2 separate regions of the Homo sapiens genome follow, and region 2 is linked to region 1. A link is a loop called in an ENCODE intact Hi-C map of the cell type or tissue named here. Cell type or tissue: sigmoid colon. All regions are shown on one strand. Each heading gives the region's core, and the rest is flanking DNA. Links, peaks and the distances in the headings are about the cores only.

The links. Hi-C counts contacts between places; a loop is a spot of excess contacts. Peaks named below come from ENCODE experiments on the same cell type or tissue, not always from the same donor. Only the 100,000 strongest peaks of a DNase experiment are listed, where the experiment ranks them.
Region 2: a loop joins it to region 1, with 4 times the contacts of the local background. A loop is called at or near these places in 9 of 110 quality-filtered maps.

What each region holds. Positions count from the first base shown.
Region 1 is chr12:47,086,500-47,089,423 of GRCh38, forward strand. All of the region lies in intron 1 of PCED1B (PC-esterase domain containing 1B), which reads left to right. Among named protein-coding and RNA genes, the nearest start is that of AMIGO2, 8.0 kb to the left of the region's middle. In sigmoid colon, for the core only: no CTCF peak of the experiment used is centred there; a DNase peak (open chromatin) is centred at 1,792; H3K27ac peaks cover 390 bases.
Region 2 is chr12:47,376,081-47,379,004 of GRCh38, forward strand. No RefSeq gene overlaps it. Among named protein-coding and RNA genes, the nearest start is that of MIR4494, 13 kb to the left of the region's middle. In sigmoid colon, for the core only: no CTCF peak of the experiment used is centred there; DNase peaks (open chromatin) are centred at 1,611 and 2,346; H3K27ac peaks cover 1,186 bases.

The sequences.
Region 1 (2,924 bases), core at 291-2,790:
AGGATGATCTTTTTTCTTTGTCATAATTATATAATGAGAGAAACAAGCAAACCTCTTTTTAAATACTTTAACATTCTCAGCTTTAGGAATAAAATAAGCAGATGAAAATTAGCTTTAAAAAACTCAGTGTGTCAAAACTATGCATCTAGAATTATCGTTATCTCTTGAGATTTTGGTCATAAATGGCAGGTGCTCTAGTTTTTATTTTGCTCATTGTTAGCCTGAAGAGGTCATCTGATTGAATTCTTAAACGCTATTATATCCCTCAAAACTGGGGTTAATTTTGCCTCTCTGATAAATATGGATAATATTTAACAAACCCAGTTTAGAGAACTATATGAAGCATTCAGAGTCCTATTTTATGCCCTTTAAAAAATTGGATTTCCTGTAGCAGTAACTAATTTATCATAGCTTTATAAAGGGAATCTAATTATTCAAAGTAATATCTAATTTGAAGCAGCCATTATTCACCAACCAACGTTAACACTAAACAAAATAAAATTGAGAGAGAAAAGAATCAGCTCTCTCCATTATACAGTCAGCACTATTGCAAATACTTATTCAATTACTTTCAGCAAACACAAGGCCCTCTGTGGTGGCTGCTCCATGGGTAATTTGCTCTGGAACTCTGACCTTTCAGTTTGTGACAGTGAAAAGAAACATCACATTAATATAGGAGAAGATAGAAGGACCTCTCGAAAGACCCAAGAAAGTGGTCTTGATAATAATACCTACCACTTATTATATTCTCACCATATACCAGGCTTCTCATTTAATTCTTATAAAGGGCTTCAGAGATGGGCATTAGCATCCCCATTTTCTAATGAGGGCCATGGGGCTTTGTTGGTTTATATAACCTGCCCAATATTAGTGGTAGAAGCAGATTTCTCACAGAAATCTGCCTTGCTCTGGATTGATGCTTAACAATTAGTTCTAATGCTTCCCATTTAGGGAGTAGCAAGGTCAGCCATAATTTAAATTCCATTCAGCAAATATTGTTAGTCCTGGCTACACTCCCAGAGCCGTGATATGGTTGCTCTCCTCTAGGAATTTGTAGTATTATTAGAAATAATTATAGGATATAAGGTGGTATAGAATTCAATTCCAAATTGGATAAAACCATGAGCCAAAGTATTTGCAACAGAAAATATATACTTGGGGCATTCAAAAATTCCAAATATTCCAATTCAGAATTTTAGATCTTACTCATTTTGTTGGAAAAGTATCTGATTCAACAAAGTAAATTGTATGCAAATAAAAATATAATCTGGGGAAAACCATTAAACGGTCAGAGATGAAAATTTTCTCTTAGAATTAAGAGTACTAACATGAATCCCTATTGGTCATCTTATCTGTGGCACTCGCAATAAAGAATTATAAGCAAGGAAAGTAGTGTCTCTCTCCTGCACATACCAAGGAACTGAAACACCTTCTAATTAAATGCCAAATAGAGTATTGAATAAAGAATCAAATCCCTGGATTTTGTTCCAGAACATCCATTTATTAACTATATAACTCTAGGTAAATGACTCAACCTTTTGGATTCTCAGCTTCCCCTTTGTAAGATGGAAACGCAGTACTAATATGTGCACTGTTTAATTTCACAAAGTTGACTGAGATGAAACATGTAAAAAGTGCTTTGGTGAACTATAAAGCTGTAAAAGAGTACTTGCCTTATTGCCCTTGTGCCTTGGATGTGGTCTGACGCAGCACAGATGTTTAACAAATGTTTGCTGAACCTAATGGCTAGGTTTATGTGCAAAATAAACAGAGCTGGAGAGGTGTCTCAACACAATGATGTTTGTACTAATTATGTGGCTCCCCCGAGCCTGGCTGTACCAGAGTCCAGCAGGTCCTCATTTCACTCAGCTCTGCCTTACTCTCCATGGTGCTCTCTCTCAGCTGCTGCAGACTGGAATGAGTCCACTGGTCTGCATGCCTAGGCTTCTCAAAACCCCTGGGGACTCGAAGGTGGCATGTTGTGGGGAGCAACCTCAGTGACCTTTAGTAGAGAGTGAGGGTCAGCAATCTCAAAACACACTGGAGAGTACCCAAAGGGGTTCTGAACTGCATGGAAAGCAAAATAAATAAAAAATAATAATAATCACTTTCTCCAGAGAGCAGTTTTGACATGCTGCTACTTGCCTCTTGCATTGTGATAAAAATACGTGGTAGGAAATCAATGTAGGTTTCCTTGGCAGCTGTTGTATAGAAGAGGTCAGGTGCAAATCTGAACAAGTTGCTGAAGGATGAGTCTGCTCACAGGCGTTTCCTACTTCATGGAAACAGCCAGATGATAGAAAACATGCTTAACATGACGATTGTTCATATTTATCTCAAAGTAAAATTTTCCATTCACTCAATATTTATTAGAACTACTGGATGCCTAAATTCCTTTTGTCTCAATTTCCTTTCCTGGGAAGGCTCTAAGAACCTTGGCTCCTTGGCTGTATTTTTAGAAACAGAATATGCATTGCCACAGTGAACATTAATATGTTTGTTTGTAGGGGTACCTGGGTGCAAGATAGGCAATAGGGTCTTCAGACAGGGCCGTCTTTATAACATTGACTTAGCCCAGCTTGACAGGTCCAGAAACTTGATATTTTTGGTGTCCCAGGGCTAATTTTACACATGGAGAGGGACTTAAAATATAAACCAAAAGGCCAGGCGTGGTGGCTCACGCCTGTAATCCCAGCACTTTGGGAGGCCAAGGCAGGCGGATCATGAGGTCAGGAGATCGAGACCATCCTGGCTAACACGGTGAAACCGATCTCTACTAAAAATATGAAAACAAAAAATTAACAGGGCGTGGTGACGGGCACCTGTAGTCCCAGCTACTTGGGAGGCTGAGGCAGAAGAATGGCATGAACCCGGGTGGCGGGGCTTGCAGTGAGCTGAGATCATGCCACTGAACTCCAGCCTGG
Region 2 (2,924 bases), core at 185-2,684, 290 kb after region 1:
AAGAGGCCAAGAAATATATGAAAAAAATGGTTCACATCACTAATCATCAGAGGAACATGAAATCAAAACCACAATGAGTTACCATCTCATACCAGTGAGAACGCTATTAATAAAAAGCTATTAATACAAGTAAAAATATCAAATGTCATCAAGGCTGCAGAAAAAAGGGAATGCTTATACAGTGTTGGTGGGAATGTAAATTAGTTCAGCCCCTGTTTGGAGATTTCTCAAAGGACTAAAGACAGAACTATCATCTGACCCAGCAATCCTATTACTAGGTATATACCCAAAAGAAAATAAATTGTTCTGCCAAAAAGGCACATGCACTTGTATGTTCATTACAGCACTATTCACAATAACAAAGACATGGAATGAACCTAGGTGCCCAGCAACGGTGCATTGGATAAAGGAAATGTGGTACACATACATCATAGAATACTATGCAGCCATAAAAAGAGCGAAATAATATCCTTTGCAGCGACATGGATGCAGCTGGAGGCCATTACCCTAAGCAAATTTACTCAGGAACTGGAAACTAAAAGCCACGTTTTCTTATTTATAAGTGAGAGCTAAACGTTGGGTAATCGTGGACATAAAAGTGGCAACAATAGACACTGGGGACTATTAGAGTGGGGAGGAAGGGAGACGGGCAAGGGTTGATAAACTATTGGGTACTATGCTGACTACCTGGGTGACAGGATCAATCATACCCCAAACCTCAGCATCAGGCAATATTTCCAGGTACCAAACCTGCACATGTACCCCCTGAATCTAAAATAGAAGTCAAAATTATAAAAATAAAAGAAAAAAGAAGTATTATCCCCTCCACTTTGGTCCCCTGAACCCTCTGAGAATAAGAAAATTAGTTTCTTTGTGGAGGAACGGCATGGTTCCTCGGTTCCTTCCCATTTTGGTAGTTAATTGTGATTCCCCACTAGTATAAAGGATTCTGGAAGGCTGCCATCTTATGCAGACTTACAGAAAAAGTGGCAGAAGGAGTCTGACTGGCTGGCCCAGGATTCATGTTCACAAGTAGACTGAGCAGCCCTTGTGCTTTGCGATCATTCTGGCCATCAAACTCCATGGCCCCATATTCGTGTCACTTGCCCAAGGTCCTTCCGTCCAAATGGCCAAACCCACCTGATGTTGACATGATATACAGTTTGCAAAGTGTTTCCCGTAATATTTTGTTTGCACCCCAACCTTGTAAGGGATTATTAACTATTCTATTTACAGCTGGAAAAAAATGAATAATTTTTGAAATCTGACATTGAAGAAACCCTAGAAGTTAGCCCAACTCAATCCCTTATTTTCTCAGATGATGACATTGAGACCCTGAAAAGTTAAGTGCCTTGTTCAAAATCACAGTGACAGTAATGACAACAAGGGTGTCTTGATCAGATATGGTACTGAGCACTCAGAGTATGTCGTCTCATTTTGTTCTCACAACCATCTTACAAAGTAGGACATGTTGAAAATAAGATAAGCAAACTGAGAGGGCTGAGTCAAGGCCAGGTTTTCTGATGCAAGTTCAGTGCAGCTTCACTCCTCACAGCTACGCCAGGTTGGCCCCTCTCCACTCCTGACGTCAGGGCCATCTGAGGGGAGGACATGGCTGTCAGCTGGGAAGAGTGAAATGGGCAAAGACTGCGTCACGGCTGGAAGGGATCGTGGCAAGGGCACAGGCAGCAGGAAAGCTGGTGAGTCACCAGAAAGTCTGGCTAAGGATGAGACTGAGATCAGTTCAACAAAACAGCCAAAACGATCACAGCAGCATCTCTCTCTGACCACCCAGATTACTTTCAGCAGCAGCACAGTATGAGCAAGGCTGAGCTCCAGGGAGAGCCAGGGAACAAGCCAGAAATTTTTATCAGGATTTCTTTTTCACACGAACTCCTCAGACTCTAAATCCAGCCCTTTAAACTGGTGAAGCAAAGGTCCAAGAGAAAATTTGCTGATTATATGAATTTTCACCAGCAGTAAATCAGTGGTTCTCTACTAGGATAACTGCGCCCCCAGGGGACATTTGACAATGTCTAGAGACAATTTTCGTTGGAGGGTTGGGAGAGCGCTACTGGTAAATAATGGAGAAAGGCCACAGATGTGGCTAAATATCCTTCAATGCATGGGACGGCCCCTTTCAACAAAGAATTATCCCACCCAAAAATGTTCATAGTGTCGAGGCTGAGAAACTTTGGTGCAAATGAAGCTGAGCTGCGTATAAACATAACTTCAGTTGCACAATAAACACCCCAGCTTTCAGAGAAATAGTCAACTAGGTCAAAGGGCACTGGAGTGGGGACTGCAAGGCCTGATTTCTAGTTCTAACTTGATGACAAGTTTGGAACTTTGGGTGTCTTTTTCTTCCTAGAACTAGAGCAGCCATGTGATGCGGCCAGAGCCTTCCTGGGGTTGGCTAGTGGCATATAGGAAACAGCAGGGCTACTCTACCTTTGCAAAACATTCTTAAGTTATGATTAACCCAAGCATCTCAGTGTTGATGGACCACCTTTGTTTTAGTAGGGCCTCAGCACTTTTTTCCTCCAATTAAAAAGGTAATCCATATCATTATAGAAACTTAAGAAAATACAGAATAACACAAACAGAAGAAAAAAAGTATCTTATAATCCCATCTCTTAGAAAGGAGTCTTATTCTGAAGGTCTCCAGATACTGACCTTCATTTTCAATATTTTGAAGAGGAAGGGGAGAAGAGAGAGTCACTGTCCTCCTCCTTTTGTTGTTGTTTTTGTTTTCTTTTTCACTTCTTTATAGTACAAGCGAGCTTTACCAATTAGTCAAAAGTGGAGTTCAAAGAGTTTTAACTGTAGCTACTTGTGTTTGTACTAATGTTTTAACTTTTTAAAAAAGTTAAAGTTGTTGATTGTGGTAAAATACAAATAACATAAAACTTACCACCTTAACC